Linked DNA regions of Homo sapiens: all the other regions are linked to region 1. The links are chromatin loops, found by intact Hi-C in ENCODE. Cell type or tissue: endothelial cell of umbilical vein. All regions are shown on one strand. Each heading gives the region's core, and the rest is flanking DNA. Links, peaks and the distances in the headings are about the cores only. Region 1 holds the start of MYO10 (myosin X). Region 2 overlaps BASP1-AS1 (BASP1 antisense RNA 1). Region 3 overlaps MYO10 (myosin X).

Region 1 (6,363 bases), core at 619-5,618:
AATGGTGAAGAACTGGACTGGGATAAGTTACAAACATGCTTGACTTTCCCCATAAGGATTACAGAAGGATGTTTCATTCATTCATTCATGCTGTGAGACAGCCTGGGGATACTCATCTTAAAGCACAGTCCTTCCCCAACAGTCTTAGGAATAAATCCTAGAGTGGGCATCTAGCCCAGTGGTTACGGGGAGCTTGGGTGGGGTGAGTGGAGTAGCATCTTTGGGAAGGGTTCCTTCCCCTGGAAGGTGTGACTTTGTGAGCTGAGTTTTAAAGGTTGAGTAGCAGTTGGCAAATTCCCTGGAGAGAGCATCTCAAATCTTTTGTGCTGAAGAACCAGCCATTTTTGTTCCCAGTCGGCCAGGTACCAATACACTGCGGCGCCAGGTGTGACTCACCACGTGAGTCTGACAACACCCAAACTGGTTTATACTCGGTTCAAAGAGTCCACTGATCATGTGCTTGGATGTCGTGGCATTATTAAATTGCTACAAACGTTTACTCTTAATTTCTCTACTTGTTACAAGCTTTCGTTCAGCACAGGACCAGGTAGCACCTGAGGGGCACCTGGAAAGCAGATTGTTCCAGCCTGCGTTCTAACAAGGTTCCCAGGTGACCCTCGCACAGCATAAAGTTAAAAGAACTGCCCTAGGGGAAACGGGACTCAGTGCCAGGTGGGTTTGATCATTCGTCCATCTCAGTGCCATCTGCCATCTCTGCTTCCTTGAGGTCTAGAAAAGGGTTACATTTTTAAAGGTGATATTGGCCACGTCCCCTTCCAGTTTCAAAACTACATTTCCCCGCTGTTACGCAAACGTCTTAAGCAAACCCGACTGCAGGACAGAAAGTCAACACGGGAATGCAGCTTCCAGAAATTCTGATTAGCCTCCGTCTTCCGCTTTGATCTGGCCCCGCAGCCCCGGCAGCTCCGCTGACCGCGCTTCCTTCCCGAGATTGCTAGTCTACCGGGCTGCATTAATGAGATCCGTGTTGAGCCGGTTCCCGGGTCTGCTAAACATGAAAGGCACAGAAGCCCCCAGTCCCTTCTCCTCCCCTCTAAGTGATTGTTTAGTCTCTCTCTGCAGAGGGAAGAGTTAAATCCCCTCCCCACGCCTACGTGGGAAGACCTGGGGAAACACGCGGCCCCCTCCCGGGTCCGCTAACGAGCCTGCGGCTGCTTCGGGCTTAGAGTGGGCGGGGCCTGGTCGGGAAGGGGGCGGGGCGCTCCGCCCGGGCGGGGCCAGACGGTGTGGTTGGCGGAGGGCCAAGCTCCTGGGGGCGGGGCCGCGAGCGGGAGGGCGGGGCCGGCTGCGGGAGGGCGGGGCCGGCTGCGGGAGGGCGGGGCGAGGTCGCTGGGCTGTAGTCCCGCGGGCGAGAGCTGGCTGAGCCGCGGCGCGGGACTGCTCACCTCCAAGCGCTCGCGCGGGGATCGCGGCTCCTGCTCACTTTGCGGCCCGCTGTCCTCCTGCCCGCCCCGAGGGCCCCCGGCCGGAGCGCAGAGGGAGGGGGCCGCGCTCGCCAGCACCCCGCCGCCTTCCCCCGCCTGGGGGAAGAATGTGCCACCAGCTGTTCTCCGCTTGCGAGCGCTGCGCCCAGTAGTGAGGAACTTGGAGGAAGAAGAGACAAAGGCTGCCGTCGGGACGGGCGAGTTAGGGACTTGGGTTTGGGCGAACAAAAGGTGAGAAGGACAAGAAGGGACCGGGCGATGGCAGCAGGGGAGCCCCGCGGGCGCGCGTCCTCGGGAGTGGCGCCGTGACACGCATGGTTTCCCCGGACCCGCGGCGGCGCTGACTTCCGCGAGTCGGAGCGGCACTCGGCGAGTCCGGGACTGCGCTGGAACAATGGATAACTTCTTCACCGAGGTAAGTGCGCTCCCAGTCCGACCTGGCCTCCGGAGCCCAGGGAGAGAGGCGTCTGCCCACCACGCCGCGCGCCCTGGGTACTTTTTCCTAAGCCCTGGAAGGCGCAACTTTCTGGGAGTCTCCTGAAATCACCCCCCATCCCCCCGCGGAGTCTCTGATGAGTAAGCCCGGGCAGGTTTTGTTTCGTCCTGTCCCGCGCTCGCATTTTGCTCCGGGAGGTAGCGAAGGTGCGTTTCCGTTTGCGTGGGTGGCTGGCTCTCGGGGCGCCCTGGGACACCCGCGCCAGGTGAGGCGGCGCGCGCCGGGGCGCGGGCGGGGCGATCCGCCCGCTCGACTGCCCGGGTGCAGGAAGCCCAATAAAATGTTCAGCGGGGACCTGCCTTTCTCCAAGAAAGGTCTTGTCTGGTATTTCCTTTGCAAAACGTGCGGGCTTCCTGTGCAGGGGTTCAAACACTTCCAGAGGAGACGGCTTAATGAAGTGTGAGAAGGAGAGGCAAGGGTTTAATCGGTTACTTTGCTCGCCGAGAAGTGCTCTTTTAAGGCTTGGGATAACTCCAGACCCTGGGATCAAATGATCATGTATTTGTGTAGAGTGTCCATGCAGATTTTGAATTCGAATGTAAAGAAAATTCGTTTAGGGCAAACAGTGGCTATTTTAATAGATGAAACGGATGCCCTCTTTAGGGTCGTTGAGGGTGGGACACTGAAACTTAACTTGAGAACCCTTTTTCCCCCTTTGGGATCGAGACTTACTGTGGTTTCTTGGCTCCCTTTCCTTTCTTGGTTGTGTTTATTTAATAAATTCTGTTTAAGTTTGAGGTTTGAAGTGGCTCAAAGTAAACTTAGTTGACTTGAGAGAGTCTGATGTGATTTTCGTTGAAAGCCAGGGAATGTTTTCTGAGTGCAGAACCGCTTTGGAGTCTTCCAGCAAATCAGATTGATGAGGGCTTGCCTCTGTGTTAGCCGACTTGGTTTATCTGATTTAATTGGATATAATATTTCAAGTCATTCTGCTTTCTGCATGCTCACTGACTGTATTCTCAGACAGCTATTCATACTGGCCAAAGTGATAAATGCATTCTTGTTTAGTAGTCATATCTAGTTTTTAAAAGTGGTGTTTCAGATGTGATACCCACATTCATTGTGGAAGGAAGACTAGAAAGGAATTATCCATCAATACATATTTTTCCTTTTCTTAAAAAAAGTGAAATATATATAATTGTGAGACGCTCGCATTTTCTAGTCCATAGACTTTTGTTTTCATGCTTGTCGAAAGGCACCAGAACTTTCTGCAAGAGTTGCACGTTGTCCAGTGGTAAAGGACCCTCGGGCTACAGTGAGTTCCGGTGTTTAATTGCTTGCATCTGTAAGAAAACGGAGGCCCTGCCCCTAGGGCAATGATTCTTAACTTTGTTGTTTTTGTGTTCTGGGTCCCTTAGAAAATCTGATGAAAATATAGAAATTTGTATTCAGTTTGCACGGATCTCACTCCTCCTGTAGCCTGTCTGAGCACCACAGGGGTCCGTGGCTCCCCCTTGGGGAGAACTCTGCCCCCTAGTGCAAGTGGGGGGAACATCAGGATAACGCGCTACAGCGTCCTGATCTCCTGTTACCCGGTGAGACTTTGACTTTTCAAAGTACTCTTTTCATCTTGCACTGGATACCTTAGTTCAGTGTAAGGGGCCTGGTTGTTGGATTTTATTTCTGTGATCAATATTATTTTGCAGTTGGCCATTAGTGATCTTCTACTTTCTCCTCTTCATTTTGTAGACAGAATCTTAACCCAAAGATATGAGTAAGTCCCTTGCCCAGCTTTGAAGAGCTTGTTCACGAATCCAGAGCCTTTTTCCTTTGCTGCTGGTGACTTTGGTATTTCTGGGAACTTTTCGCTTATTTTAAGGTTATACTTTTAATCTTGTGATGTATGTGTATTACAATATTAACTTCTAATCAGCCGTGAAAGTTCCACCCTTAAATCTAATCACTTTGAGTGGGAAGGAAGCAGGGCCAGTCAGAGAGGTTAAATAGTGAGGTATTAATTGTAGACATACTCTTAACATAGATCCCAGCTCCCCTTTCTCTCTCTCATGTCTTGTAATGGAGCATCCTTTTGTTAAATTGTCCAGTGAAGAAAATGCTGTAATTAATGTCCTGTTAGAATAGAAACAGCGAGTGTGGAAGTGATATATTCCCCAAGGACAGCTAAATTGTTTGGCCTCCTTATCACTAAGTAGAATTCTGTCTTTGCTAACTTTTCCCATTGTGGCTTAGGGGTAAATGACTTGTTGCTTGTTGGACAACAGTTTAAAGCCAGTGCTAACAATTGGGGAAAAATTACTGAATGAGATGTTGCCTGTTTAGCTTTGTGTATGAATGGCCAAATAATAAGGAAATGGGAGCTGCTTGTGATTCGCAACTGCTATTTCTAGCTAGACCAGGGTTTCTCAAACCTGGTACCATTGCTGAGTAATTCTTTGTTGTTGGAGGCCGTCCTGTGTGTTGTAGGAGGTTAAACGCATCCCTGGACTCTACTCAGTAATTGTTAACCCTATCCCCCAAGTTGTGACAACCCGAAAGGTCTGCAGACATTGCTGAATGACAGGGGAGCAAAATCACTCCCAGTTGAGATCCACTGAGCTAGACCTGTGAAGCAGTTGTTTGGCGGTATTAATTCCTATTTGTGTTGCAGGCACAGCCTTGTCTGCGCTTCCCTGTTTTAAATAGGATTTGGCCGGGTGCGGTGGCTCAAGCCTGTAATCCCAGCACTTTGGGAGGCTGAGGTGGGAGGACTGCTTGAGCCCAGGAGTTCAAGACCAGCCGGGGCAACATGGTGAAACCTCATCTCTACAAAACTTAGCTGAGTGTGGTGGTATGCACCTGTAGTTCCAGCCATTCTGGAGGCTGAGGTGAGCCCAGGAGGTCCAGGCTGCAGTGAACCATGATTGCACCGCTGCGCTCCAGAGCAACAGACCCTGTGTCACAAAATAGATAGACTCTTACTGCCTGCTAGATTGATTGATTAATTAGATAGATAGTGTCTTACTGCGCGCCAGGGGGAAGCTTGCAAAGCTTGTGCCAGTCAGCTGACAGCTGCTGACTTCAAAATGTTCTCCAGGATTAGAGAAACTGAGCATGCCACATTCCTCAGTTTCAGTTTCTTCATGGCCTTCATTAGAATTTTATGGCTCCCCTCGAGTTAATTGTGTGTATGCTTTGGGGAAGCTTGTTTTTTCAGCATTTCTAAGTAAGTTGTTAAGTTTACTTCAGCCAGAAACTAAGTTTAGATGTGTCTGTAACCAGAAGCAATAATAATAAAAAAAGCAAACAGAAAAGGCTCAACCAGGAAAGGGGCAAGGCTACTGTGCAAACTTGTGTTGATGTGCTGAAGTGGACACTGTTTTCATGTCTTCAGGGCCAAGTACAGTGCCTGGAATATAGTAGGGGCCAGTAAGTACCAAATGAAATTGACCTTTCTGTTTCCCTGTTAGGCAGAGGTGTGATGTGTCTGTTCAAATACAAGATCTCGGAGGATTATTAGTGAGACTAATCAAACACCTTGATTTTCAGAATAAATATGTAAAATGTACACAAGTAAGATACTCACAAATACAAATACAGAAAGCAGGTATTAATGTTTAAGGGATAAATTGTTAGTGGAAAATATTCCAGACATACCTGTTTCTTCCAGTCTGGTTCACTCTGGATTAGAGCAGACTTCATTCTAAAGACGTTAAGTGGAAACACCAACCTCTTCTACTTAACTTGACAAGGGACTGTGGTTGTGGTTGGTTATCTGGAGTTGTTCAAATAGCTTTTTAAGTGAGTAGAGTTCCCAAGCCAATTTTCTCCCCATTTGGTTGTATATTTTTTTTGTTTGTGATCTATTGACATCTTTTCTTGTTAGAGAAAAATGTGGACATTGTTATTTTTGGCAGCTTTCTCTCCTCACCCTCGATATGTCTCCATGTGTAAAGGGGAACTGCTGAGGACTTCTTGTATCACCAATTCCTGAAGGCAACCCCTTTGATGACTATAAAATCATATCAGGAGATTAGCTGGGTCCCTTTCCCTTTTCTCACAATGGAGATATAGCGTGTTGCCTCTTCTCTGTAGTTTGAAAACATTTCTATTGTCAAGTACTCATTTTTTTTTTCCCCCTGCTATGTTGGGGACAGCAAAGCCAGGGGGAGCAGCTGCAGTGGGACAGTTGTTGCAGCAGGAGCAATAAGCTGTCTGGCTGGGGCGGGCAGGGTAGGACTGCTTCCTCACTCCATATCATGTGGCCGGCTGTTCCTGCAAAATCAAGCACAAACCAGGAACAAGCTGGCATGGGCAGGTCCCTCACTGTTTAACCAGAGTGGTGGAGGGAGAGAGCAGAGTGTTTGCTTTTCCAGTTCAGCTGGCTTTAAGTGGGCTCACATTTGAGGATGTAAACCTTGAATGTGCTCTCCTGCTGTTGTGATTGGTAGGACATGGAGTATCTTATTATTATTACTATTATTA
Region 2 (6,363 bases), core at 688-5,687, 250 kb before region 1:
AAATAACTTAGTGGAGGCACTCTCCAAGTCACACCAGAGAACGTCAAAGTTCAGGGACAAAGTTCTCATATCAGTCCCCAAATGCCAGTCCACAGACAACTGCCAGTTCACAAGAAACTATTCTTTGCTTCGTGGTGAAATGAAAGAAAAGTAAGGACAGATGTGCGTGTGTATGTGTATATACATGCATATTCACATTATACCTTTTACATAAAATATTTTCTCCTGGGAAGAAATGTCCTTGCTTTTAAAATTATGTCTTGTCTTTTGTGTTAAAGCATTCTTTCTTTTATGAACCAGTGATGGTAGGTGATGGTAGCTGATGGTAGCTGTTTCATTATTCCTTTTTTTTTTTTTTTTCAGACGGAGTCTTGCTCCATCGCCCAGGCTGGAGTGCAGTGGCGCAATCCCGGCTCATTGCAACCTCTGCCTCCTGGGTTCAAGCGATTCTCCTGCCTCAGCCTCCTGAATAGCTGGAATTACAGCTGTGCACCACCACGCCCAGCTAATTTTTGTACTTTTAGTAGAGGCGGGGTTTTGGCATGTTGGCCAGGCTAGTCTCAAACTACTGACCTCAGGTGATCCACCCGCCTCGGCCTCCCAAAGTGCCAGGATTACAGGCATGAGCCACTGCACCCAGCCCGTTAGTAGTTTATTTTTAACGCTATTACAGGGAAAAAAGTTTGTTGTTTTTTAAATTGGGCATCTTTCTTTAATCCCCCATTAAAAGCTTTCTTTATTCCTTGGCTTCTTTGTAAAATCTCGAAGTCTGGGAATCTCTGTCATAGCTTTACAGTCACTTTCAAGGAGCTTTCAGAACCCTCCAAAGCTGGGCCCCACGTAAGACAATCCTGGCTCGAATCACTTGACTTTGCCACCCTGCAGACTCCTGAAGCTACAACACCAGGAAGTGAGGTGAGGACTTTCACCTGAACCCCAATTACATCCACAGTGAGAGGGAACATGCGGGCGGCTGGAGAGCCTATCTTCTCTGAATCATCTGGGGATAAAGTCACAGGCAGGAAAGCAACAAGCAGGTGGCCTTTATCTGGGGATTGGCCATTCCTCCCCACATACTTGCCACAAGCCCTCTAGAATGGAATAGATGTCAAACTCTTGCTGAATGAGTTCATATTCCTACCCTGCTTTTAAATGTTTAAGTCATAATCATCTTAGTTTTAAAGCCTCATTATTGCGGTATTTTTAGCATTCTAGTTTTCCAGATACATATATCATGTTACCAACCACAGTTTAAAAGCTCTTATGGCAACTTACTCATGCGCGCATTTTATTCTCTTTAAATTCTCTCCTAAGATGAGGAAAAGGGGGGTGTAGAAAATTTCCTCTGAACAATCAGAGGATTGTACATAGACACAATTTGGTCATGTATTGAAGTGAACCTTAGCTGGGGAAAAATTAAAACCTAACAAGAAACAAAAGAGGAACCTACTGTAGAAAACAATGAGTTTGTTCAAATGCATTCTTAACATTTCTGTGAGTACTAATCAACCATGAGAAACTTGTATAGCATAAAAGTGTCCACTAGGAGGCACTGCAGTCAAAGCACACAGAAATAGACCCAAAACCCTTAATTTATGTAAACTCACGTGTTTTTATTAATATTGTCAATAGTGAACTGTTTTTGCAAAATGAGAGGTCACTATTTTTCAGACCTGATTAGGAAAAATTGCACAAGGCACTTCTTGCTGAAGAAAAAAAATCCATTTTCTGGCAGCAGGAGTTAGCTGACTCGTGGCAATCCAGAGTTGGCCTCTTACTAAGGTCAATATGCATGTGCTCAGGAAACTTGAACCCACACAAGAATGTGAACCAAGACGGTCAGGCCAGAGATAACATGCGGGTCTTGTAAATGTCAAACTTTGCTTCCTCTGCTCAGCTGAAAACATCCTCTTCTCTTTCCCTTATCCTCCTCCCACCCTACCACTCCTGATGATATCCATAAACAAAAAAATTTTAATGACTCGTAGAAGCTTTAAAATAGGAGGACATTTAATTTCATAACGCATCTGCGGTCACAAGCTGACTGCAGCTGAGTGAAGATACAACCTTTAGCAGTGCTCCCTGACTACAGGTCAAGTGGATGCTCTCCTTGTGACTGTAGCAGATGGAGGAGGAAAGGTAAAGGTGAATGCAAGAGGCTAGAAACATACATTGTGATCCCTTTTTTAAAGCCTTTGATTTTTTAAGATTAAACTAACCCATTTTTTTAAGTATATGATTTGTTCATTAAACTACAAATACATGTCTTGGATTGCAAGCTGAAGAGCAACTGAGAGCTAGGAGAGGCATGATAAGACCCAGGAAAGAAACTACAGCAAGGCGCCCTCATGTCGCTTAGAATACAATGCAGGTCCCTGTAGCTCCTGCTCCCTGAGCCTCCTGGCACGCCTGTTAAACAACCACTGCCTTATTCACGCAGAGAACTTGCCATGCTGGGGTCGCCCAGGGAAAGTGAAGTTTTGGTCAGTGTTTTGGGTTGAATTGTATGTCTTCTCCGAAAAAATATGTTGAAGTCCTAACCCCTCTTTACATGCCAATGTGACATTATTGGAAGGAGGGTCTTTGCAGTTGTCCTCAAGTTAAACTTCGGCCACTAGGTGGCGCTCATCCAATGTGACTGCTGTCTTTATAAGGAGAGGAGATTTGAACACTGAGATGCAGAGACAGAACGCGGTGGGACGACAGAGGGAGAGAGGGGGGTGATGCGTCCACTAGCCAAGGAACACCAAGGACTGTTAGCAGCTGGGAGAGATGGAAGGAGCTCCGGAAGAAACCAGGCCTGCCCACACCTTGATTTCAGACTCCTGTTCTCCAGAATTGGAGAAAATAGATCTCTTGTTTTAGGTCACCCAGTTTGTAGTCCTTCATTATGGCAGCCCTAGGAAACTCATGACCAAATCTGGAAAAAGTAGGCCGGGCACGGAGGTTCACGCCTGTAATCCCAGCACTTTGGAAGGCCAAGGTGGGTGGATCACCTGAGGTCAGGAGTTCGAGACCAGCCTGGGCAACATGGCAAAACCCCGTCTCTACTAAAAATACAGAAATTAGCTGGGTGTGGTGGCGGGCGCCTGTAATCCCAGCTACTCAGAGCCTGAGACAGGAGAATCACTTGAACCCAGGAGACGGAGGTGGCAGTGAGCCAAGATCGTGCCACTGCACTCCAGCCTGCACAACAGAGCAAAACTCCATCTCAAAAAAAAAAAAAAAATGGAAAAAGTAGAATGGAATTCTGGGAATGATAATCAAGAGAGGTTCAACTGCTGAAGCACGAAGTTTTAAGGCTTTTTTTTTCTGTGTCTTCTCCTTTTCTTCCCTATTTTCCGGTCTACTCAACCCCGATATTCCAATTTCTCAATATGAAATATTATTTTTAGTTATCTTTAAACGCACAGCTGTTGGTGATTTCTGGAGACATGCCCATTTTTTCCAGTCCATTTTGTAGATCTCCTCAAATACCTAAAAACTTCACAGTCCAGTTGGCATTTTTAAAGCACTTTGCTCCTTTGAGTTGCTCAAATTATTTGACATAAATGTTCCCTTATTCATGTCAGTTTAAAGGAAAAGATAAGTACAGATCTTATTTTAAACCTCAGGAAATATACAGCAAAGTTAAGCATCTTATAGTAAATCACGTTGCCTTTCAGCGAGTGAGCAGAGCCTGGTGGACGGACTCCCAACTGCCTGTATAGTCTTTTTAAAGTATTATACAATTATATTTTATTCTTTATTACCCACCTACAAGACAAGAATGAATAAATCCTCCAAAATGGTGGTCACTCAAGAGTTGCCTTTTGGGGACCTTTCTCTTTTTTTTGATAGAAATGCCTCTGATATTTTGAGAATTCATAAAATCTCAAACAAAATGGAGCGAGTACCTTGTCATGTTCTAATTCTCCAGTAACCACAAGAATCTTCCTTCCTCTCCATTCCATTCTGAGAAAGAGCCACTTCACCTCTCAGAATGATGGGAAAGATAAGGCACAAGCCAAGCCAAATCTTCTCCCCCAAATTCCCTGGCTCTACACGTCCCTGGGACAGGAAGGTCTCAGCTCGCTGACTTGGGCATCCTCTGTGTGCCACAGGTGGGGGATCACCATAGAGAGCCCTCGGTCGGACTCCCTCTGCCCCTGGCATTCTGCCTCCCAAAGTTAAGTGTCATCTTAAAGATGGAGCCACACCAGGGAAAATTCCCTTATCCTTGCTGTGTTTCAGCAGAAGTGAAACAGACTGGAATTTCCAAAGCTACTAAAGAAAGGAGAAAGGGAAATCAAAGAACATCAAGAAAATTTAACAAGCCTAAAACTCAGAAGCACAGAAACATGGCTGAGCGTGTCCACCGCTCACAGGCCCTGTGCCACCCCTCCTCCAAGCTCACGGGCTTGGTTCACATGATCAAGACCACCCTGTGGCTTCCTTGCTTCCCAGCTACAGAGTCATGGCCACTGAAAAGTGCCACCTCACCTCCCTGCCAAGTCTGTGTCCTAGACAACTAACTCCCTGGATCAGGGGCATTACTGAACTAAGACCAAATCTCCAGATGAGAGAGAGATTATCAGATTCTTCACATGCGATCCAGCTTGTGGGAATGCGGGTGGGGTATAGGAAGTGGTTCAGCCCCATATGGATCCTTATAATGGAAGAATTATGAAAAATATAACCACAGAATAAACATGACAGTCACACAAGATGAGTCAGGTACACACCACAAACTGTGTAGGTCTCAGTGAAAGTAGACTATCTGGCTGAGGTTGGAGGGTCCTAGGCTAGTGCTACGGGGAGACAAGGACATGGTAGACAGGAAGGAGGTGACCCAGGCAGGGAGAAGGAGCAGATAGATTAGGAGGTTGTTGCCAGAAAGTGGGGCAGGCCTGTGGTAGAAATGCATGCCCCAGAGTTAAGGAAGCTGGGAACTGTCAGGAGCAGGTTGTGTGGTGCCAAAGAACACTGACATTTTTCAAATGGTGGGGGATTTGAAAAGGCAAGTGAGCAGCCCAAATGTGATCATAGTTAACGTCGACTGAGTTACACCAGAAATGTGCTAGACACTTCATATGGATCTTCTCATGTAATCCTCACAACAACCCCATGCTATAGAAGTACTGCCGTCCACATTTTATAGAAGAGTTAACAAGCCTTCAAAAAAGTAACTTGACCAAAGTCTCACAGACTAGTGAGTACAAAACCGAAATTAGAACCCACATCATTGGATATTGAAGCCGGAGCACTTAACGCTATATATGCGCACACACACGAGCACACGTGCACGCACACGTGCACACACACACATACACACACACACATCTTAAATATCAAGGACTCTACAGAGCAGGGGTATTTTCCAAAAGGAGGAAGAGTCATAGATTGCAAGTGATCATGGAGTATTGGCGTAAATGGGTCCCCAACCCAGTAGATGAAATGTGAAAAGGGGGAAGCCGGGATACTCTGGAGAGAGCAGAACTTCAGCTAGGGTGCGCATTCTCTGAGACTGAGGACACAGAAGGAAGTATCCACTGAAGAACAGGAATCCCAGACAGCCCAATGGAAAGGGTTGCCATGAGAGTAAAAGAGGAGTCAGGAGTCCATGGGAAAGCCCCACAGAGCAGCAGGGAGCAAGGGCATGCAAAGGAGACAGATTACCAGCCTGGCCAGAGCTTGGGTGATCCTTGGAGATGACAGGATGGTAGGGCAGATGGGACAGACTCCAGGGGGCCGCAAGTGTGCTGCTGTTTCCCCGTCCTCTGAGCTGCCAGGGCCTGGAGCACTCAGCCTGTGGTCAGTTGGTCGCCGGCCCTGGTGGAAGGGGAATCTTTGGGGCCACAGATAGTGGAGGAGGAAGGAGCTCTGCCTGGCCCCCTGGCAGCTGGGAGCTGGGAGCTGCCAGACCTTGAAGGAGAATTAGTTGGTCTAGGAAGCTTACCCTGGCATGACTAGGGAGGTAAAATAATCTGCCTAATGTACATTCCTCTTTTCCCCTGGAAAATCTGAAATAGAGAGCAGCCTGCTCTAAGCATGGTTGTACATTCTGCTTATTTGAAGAAGCCAGGCAAGGAGTTCCCCACAAGCAGCAAGACATGTAGGAACTGTAACGTGGAAGAACCTAAAACTATATTTTTGGTTCTCAGGTAAAGTAGGTCATGTATGGCAGCCATGTGACTAATGTCAGAATCACTGCTTTCTGCCTATTTTTCTAGTCCTCCAACCGTTTATTTATATTTGGAAACTATCTCAACCAGCCACTAACTGTATGTCATGGGCTTTCTCAACCGTCTTGTACACCAGCCATCTCTGACTCCTGCCAGCAGGGATCATGTTGAAACAGTTTGGGAGTGTGGTTTTTAGGTT
Region 3 (6,363 bases), core at 960-5,959, 140 kb after region 1:
CCGTGAACCCCTACCAGCCCATCGCCGGGCTGTACGAGCCTGCCACCATGGAGCAGTACAGCCGGCGCCACCTGGGCGAGCTGCCCCCGCACATCTTCGCCATCGCCAACGAGTGCTACCGCTGCCTGTGGAAGCGCCACGACAACCAGTGCATCCTCATCAGGTAACGGGGCTCACAGCCAGTCGGACTTTCCCATGGCCCAGGAGTCCCTCCGCGCACCCCCAACCCCAGCCTCCTTAGGGCATTAACCAGAGGAAGCTTTTACAACCGCCTGAGTTTCTCCGACAGAGTTTTCTGTTTTGAATGGCATGGTAACTTCAGCTTTCAGAAGGAGCTTACTTAGCAAAGCAGATGGACCATGTTGCTTGGCTCTTGTCCTCAGAATAATTATTCCATTCTGTTCCTTTTTTTTTTTTTTTTTTTTAAAGCAACATTTATTTGCCTTAATTATTCTTTGATTTATTTCAATGATGAGGCATGGTCCTTCTATCTGTTTAAGGAAATCTTGCATAGTTCTTTCAAATTTAAATGTTTTATATAGCCTACAGTGCTACTCACAAGGCTTATGTATGTGAACAAGGTTTCTTTTTTCTCTACTGCAATAAAATAACTCTAGATAGAATCTCCCAAATTTAGGAATTTTTAATAATAGGGTGCTCTTAAAGTTAATTAGCCACAGAAGAGGGGCTTACTGTGTGTATGTTAAGGGCATGTTTATTTCAATATTTTTTTTTAGTGGGTGAGAAGGCACTTGGCATGTCTATTTTAGCTGAGTCGTACTCGCTTTTACAAAGAAACTATTAGGAGCCCCAATATCAGCTCCTTTATTACTAGAAACTGTCTAAAAAAGTAGTAGAATTTCTTTTTTTTTTTTTTGAGTTGGAGTTTCGCTCTTGTTGCCCAGGCTGGAGTGCAATGGTGCGATCTCAGCTCACTGCAACCTCCGCCTCCTGGGTTCAAGTGATTCTCCTGCCTCAGCCTCCCGAGTAGCTGGGATTACAGGCATGCGTCGCCACCACCCCAGCTAATTTTGCATTTTTAGTAGAGACGGAGTTTCTCTGTGTTGGTCAGGCTGGTCTTAAACTCCCGACCTCAGGTGATCCGCCTGCCTCAGCATCCCAAAGTGCTGGGATTACAGGCGTGAGCCACCGCTCCCGGCGAGTATTTTTAAAATAAATATTTATTGGCTGGGCACAATGGCTCACACTTGTACTCCCAGCACTTTAGGAGGCCAAGGAGGGTGGTTCACTTGAGTTCAGGAGTTGGAGACCAGCCTGGCCAACATGATGAAACCCCATTTCTACTAAAAATGCAAAATCAGCCAGGCGCGGTGGCTCATGCCTATAGTTCCAGCTACTTGCGAGGCTGAGATGGGAGGATCACTTTAACCCGGAGGTGGAGGTTGCAGTGAGCTGAGATCACACCACTGCACTCCAGCCTGGGTGACAGAGTGAGACTCCTTCTCAATAAATAAATAAATAAAATTTCTTAATTTTTATTATTAACATTCAAATTGACCTCATCACATGTATGCTATTGACATCCTGTTGGAGTTTGTTAATTATTTCTATTGGACCTGTGCTCTAGTGATGATCCTCACACCCCTGGGTGATACTCAGAGCAGACGGGATGCATGTCAGTCTCTTCTAGTGAGGTTTCCGTGGAGGCGCCAAGCATTTCTTCATTCATTTCTCCTCGCAGGAGTTCACTCACGGGGTATAGTTGTTACTGAGGAGCCACAGTCTTGTAAAGCTGCCAGTGTGAACGAAGATTCCGACATCTGCTTCAGATGGCTTTCTAGTCCCAACTTGTGGCAACTTGGCTCTCGTCCTCAGAATAATTATATTATTTCCTCAGAATAGTTATTATGTTATTTCAGGAGGAATGGGAAAGGGAGAGGAAAGGGTGGTTTGGATTTGGCGGGTGATGTCGGGGGAGGGGGGGACACTAAAAAGACCCCTCTCTCCGGATTTCCGATTCAGTGGAAGTAAGACCACAGGAGACATATGGAGAGCCATATGTCAGCCTAAGACTCCCAGCCAAGTGGGCCTGTGAGCACTGCAGCCCCGAATCACACAGACAGACCCACCTGGTCATGGGTATAGCCAGGTAACTGGTGGCCATGATGACTGTGGGAAACTGATTCCCAGATGGTGGAGAAAAGCAGGCAGGTGCTGCCTTTCTCCTTTCACCCCAGAGCACTTAGAGCAGCCCCCCGCCCCCCGCTCCTGTGGGGAGGGACTGGGGTTGGGGGAGGACAGAGGTGCCAGAGGAGGCCCCTCTGAAACCCTGGGGCAGGGAAATGGATGGAGAATGTTAGCATTATCCCATGTGAGAGCTGATTGAGGATGGATAAGAAATAATGGCTCATGGTTTCTGAAGGATTCTGCGTGTTGGACTCTGTGCCAAGAGCTTGCCAGGCATCGGCACATTGAAACCCCTGACAGCCCTTTGATTTGGGTGCTCTATGATGATATCTGCAGGTGCCACACACGGAAAGCCATTTGCAGGGGTTGTGTTCTTCTCACTGGCAGTTTTTACCCGTTATCTTTTTTGTAGTTCCTTTTTTTTTTAAACAAATGGGGATTACATGTATATGAACAGCTGAATTCTGTCTCTGTCTCTGTCTGTCTCTGTCTCTCCCTCTCTCTCTCTCTCTCTCTCTCTCTCTCTCTGTGTGTGTGTGTGTGTGTGTGTATGTATGTGTGTGTCTAACAGGAGGGGAGCATATGGGCAGAGGTACTGTCTTCTCGTTACCTAAAGTCTAACAGGACTAATAATGTGTTGGGCCATAGAAACAACTTGGATAGAGGGACTGTCAGTGTATTCAGTTAAACAGATAGGGATCATAACGGCTTGCAGTTAATCGAAATGAAGCGGCTGCTTAATATAGAAACAGCTTTTAAGATTCACATACCCAATAAAACAATTTAATCTGTGACTAGAACCACTATTTGTGGGCTCTTCTAAATGACTTCATAAAAGTTCTGGAGTTAGAATTTAAAGATCATTATTTCAGCATACAGAATATAATTTAAGAAGATTAACAGAAGGGAAGAAAACAATCTATTTTAACAGATCAAGTTGGTGTCCACACTTAGATCCTTAAATAATTGCCATTGATAATTGCTTGTATTTATTACATTCAGTGGAAAAAATGAGAGCATGACTAATATATCATTTGCTAGACAGAGCCGCTAAAGAAGAAAGCGAAACATCAAATGAGATCATTGTGCATATGTGTATGTGTGTGTGTGTGTGTATGTATGTATTAAAACGGAAGGAGGTTGGCATTTTCATGGTATTTAAAAATAAGGGGGAGAGGGGGGTGGATCCCAAACAGAAAGCTCCAATTATGCAATGCTGATGTGAACAGAGTAACTGTATTTATCTAAATTAATTCAGGAAACAGAGACTTTAAGAATAGATTTCTCATTAAAATGTGTTTTAGTTTTAATAGCTCTCTTCAGCAGTTTTTTAAAGTGGGGGTTGAAGCTGTGGGAATTAAGAGAAAATGGAATATAGAAATAGGAGTTGCTGGACGTAGGAGCCCTGTTTAGATTTCCTTGGGCATGATCTGCCCCCTGCTGGCTAAAATGTGTTTTACTACTTTAAAAACATTCTCATGCTTGAGAAAATAAGCCTGTTTGAATTATATAGGACTTCATAGATCAATTTTTCTCTCGCTTTATAAGTGAACATCGATTGGATAGGCTCCTCTGCTACTTGGTGGCAATGCCAGGTCCCTGGGCTTCTAGTCCAAGCCTCTTCCTTTGATTTCATTTTCAAGGTTGTTGCCTCTCTTAAGGTCTAGTTTTAATTTTGCCATTTTTGTGTACATTTAAATGAATGCTCATGCTATTACAGTTTTGAATATATGTGTGTGTGTGTGTGTATATATATATATATATAAATTTAAAACTTACTTGAATTTTCCATCTCATAAGGTCAGTGTTTGACTTTGGTTGATCTCTAGTACATTTGACATTGACTCTAGTTTTTCATACACCGTATAGGCCAGACAGGGTTTAGTTTATTATGGTGTATTAGTCCGTTTTCACACTGTTGATAAAGATATGCTCGAGACTGGGCAATTTACAAAAGAAAGAGGTTTAATTGGAGTTACAGGTCCACGTGGCTGGGGAAGCCTCACAATCATGGTGGAAGGCAAGGAGAAGCAAGTCACGTCTTACATGGATGGAAGCAGGCAAAGAGACAGTGAAGAAGATGCAAAGGCAGAAACCCCTGATAAAACCATTAGATCTCATGAAACCCACTCACTACTGCGAGAACAGCATGGGGAAACCACCCTCATGATTCAGTCGTCTCCCACCAGGTCCCTCCCACAACATGGCGGGAACCATGGGAGTACAATTCAAGATGAGATCTGGGTGGGGACACAGCCAAACCATATCATGTGGTCTTTGCAGTACATATGACTTCTTAAGGTGTATAATACAGACAAGGCCTGTGGCTAATTCATCTTTGCAGCCTGGTACCCAGCACAGTGTCTGGGAGAGGACCAGCATTCAACAGCTGCCAATCAAAGGATGAATATACAGAATGACTGTTGGTTCAGGATCTTTGCTTGCTTTGTGTGTTTTGGTTTTTCAAAACTTGAGTGATTTCTACTTAACCATGTCCTGGACTGGTAATTGAGTGTTTGGTCTTTTTCTATTTCTAGAAATACATTTAGAGGTGATAGTGTTGGAATGCGGAACAAAACTTGCATCCTCGATTAGAAAGGCACCAAGCAGAATAAGGCATGGGGGCGTGCTCTTGTAATATAGCAGATGAAAGAGGTGGAGTGGGAAACACAAAGAAAAAGGAACTGAAATTCATCGAGAAGACTTATTCTTGTGTATTCCTCAGAGGGGCCCAAGAGGCATTTTCTGTAGGGAAGCCGAGGCCCAGAACTGTTTGGTTGGCTTGCTGAAGAAACTTTAGCTATTGGCAACAAACATAGGATTTGAACTTCAGTCTCTCTGCCTGTGAAGTCTGTATTTCTGTTTTTTGTTTGTTTTTTGAGATAGAGTCTTGCTCTGTTGCCCATGCTGGAGTGCGGTGGCACAATCTCGGCTCCTCCTCCCAAGTTCAAGCAATTCTCCTGCTTCAGCCTCCCAGGTAGCTGGGGTTACAGGCGTGCACCATCATGGCTGGCTAACTTTTTTTTATCGTATTTTTACGATATGAGGTTTCACCATGTTGGTCAGGCTGGTCTCCAACTCCTGACCTCAAATGATCTGCCTGCCTCAGCCTCCCAAAGTGCTAAGATTACAGGCATGAGTGAAGTCTGTATTTCCAGAACAGAATCCTACTTTCTGGTACAGCTTCCAAACAAAAGGGCTTTGTTTGGCTTGCTAAGACCTTTGGAGTTAATCTTTTAGGCAGTAGAGAAGTTTCCCAAGTTCATCTAACAATTGAAGGAATGATCCGATTTATATTTTGAGAAAATCATGTGGATCAAGGGAATTGATTTCTAAGTAGTGTTATAGATGGCAGCAAAAAGTTTTGTGTAAAGAGCCAAAGAGTGTATATTTTAGGCTTTGTGGGCGAAAGCACCTCTGTTGCAACTAATCAACTCTGCCCTTGTAGTGTGAAAGCACTCAGTATGCAACGCACAGCCTGCACTGTGTTCCAATAAAACTTTATTTATAAAAACAGGCAGCAGGTCAGAGTTGAGGACCATTGTTTGCTGACACATGGGCTGGATCTAGAAAACTGCCAGCCTTGATGTGTGCTGCTGGGAGGCTAGCGTGTCCTGTGCACCAAAGGCCCTGCTCGTATCAGATTCCTTTTCCTTCAGGTGTGTCATGGATCCCTCCTCTCTGCTCACCCGAGGACATTGCTGCATCTCTGAGCCTCCTTGCCCTGGATTCTTTGACCTCTCTCTCAACTGGATTGTTGACGTTATTCAAAATCTTTTAGTATGTTCCATCTTGGAAAAAAATACAAAAGATGCTCGTTTGGTTCCACAGCCTCATTCAACTACTCCTTCGTCTCAGCAAGCTGCCCCCACGCCCCCCACCATGGCGCCCCATCCTATATTTCTTCCTGGCTCTCCACGGCCACTCCTCAGCTTCTCAGTCATTTTTCATCTGCTGTCTTCTCACCCACCTGCGTTTTCTTCTCTGAGTCTGCAGGACTCTCCAAGTTTATACACCCTCAACTTCTCATTTGAGTCCCAGACTTAAGTCCCAGTGCCCCTTAGGTGTCATCACTGAGATGTCTCAGGGGTGGCATGTTCTAAAGTCAGTATCATCTTCTCCCAGAAACTTGTCCCTCCTCTTGTGCCTCCTATTCTCAGCCAGTAGCCTCTCCATCCTACCCTGTCCCAAGCCTGAGATCTGGAAGTGATTCTT

The links. Hi-C counts contacts between places; a loop is a spot of excess contacts. Peaks named below come from ENCODE experiments on the same cell type or tissue, not always from the same donor. Only the 100,000 strongest peaks of a DNase experiment are listed, where the experiment ranks them.
Region 2: a loop joins it to region 1, with 12 times the contacts of the local background. A loop is called at or near these places in 67 of 110 quality-filtered maps.
Region 3: a loop joins it to region 1, with 11 times the contacts of the local background. A loop is called at or near these places in 46 of 110 quality-filtered maps.

What each region holds. Positions count from the first base shown.
Region 1 is chr5:16,931,285-16,937,647 of GRCh38, reverse strand. It overlaps MYO10 (myosin X), which reads left to right and starts at 1,360. Exons shown (of 41, transcript NM_012334.3): 1 at 1,360-1,860. The coding sequence starts at 1,840. In endothelial cell of umbilical vein, for the core only: a CTCF peak has its summit at 3,408 (motif pointing left); DNase peaks (open chromatin) are centred at 1,057, 1,597, 2,637, 3,407 and 1 weaker place; H3K4me3 peaks cover 4,347 bases; H3K27ac peaks cover 3,102 bases.
Region 2 is chr5:17,185,855-17,192,217 of GRCh38, reverse strand. All of the region lies in intron 1 of BASP1-AS1 (BASP1 antisense RNA 1), which reads left to right. Among named protein-coding and RNA genes, the nearest start is that of BASP1-AS1, 28 kb to the left of the region's middle. RefSeq lists a silencer at 1,644-1,938. In endothelial cell of umbilical vein, for the core only: CTCF peaks have their summits at 1,555 (motif pointing right), 2,408 and 2,609 (motif pointing right); DNase peaks (open chromatin) are centred at 997, 1,717, 2,617 and 3,427; H3K27ac peaks cover 301 bases.
Region 3 is chr5:16,788,446-16,794,808 of GRCh38, reverse strand. It overlaps MYO10 (myosin X), which reads left to right. Exons shown (of 41, transcript NM_012334.3): 4 at 1-163. Among named protein-coding and RNA genes, the nearest start is that of MYO10, 140 kb to the left of the region's middle. RefSeq lists enhancers at 1-55, 56-583. In endothelial cell of umbilical vein, for the core only: a CTCF peak has its summit at 3,582 (motif pointing left); DNase peaks (open chromatin) are centred at 3,238 and 3,578.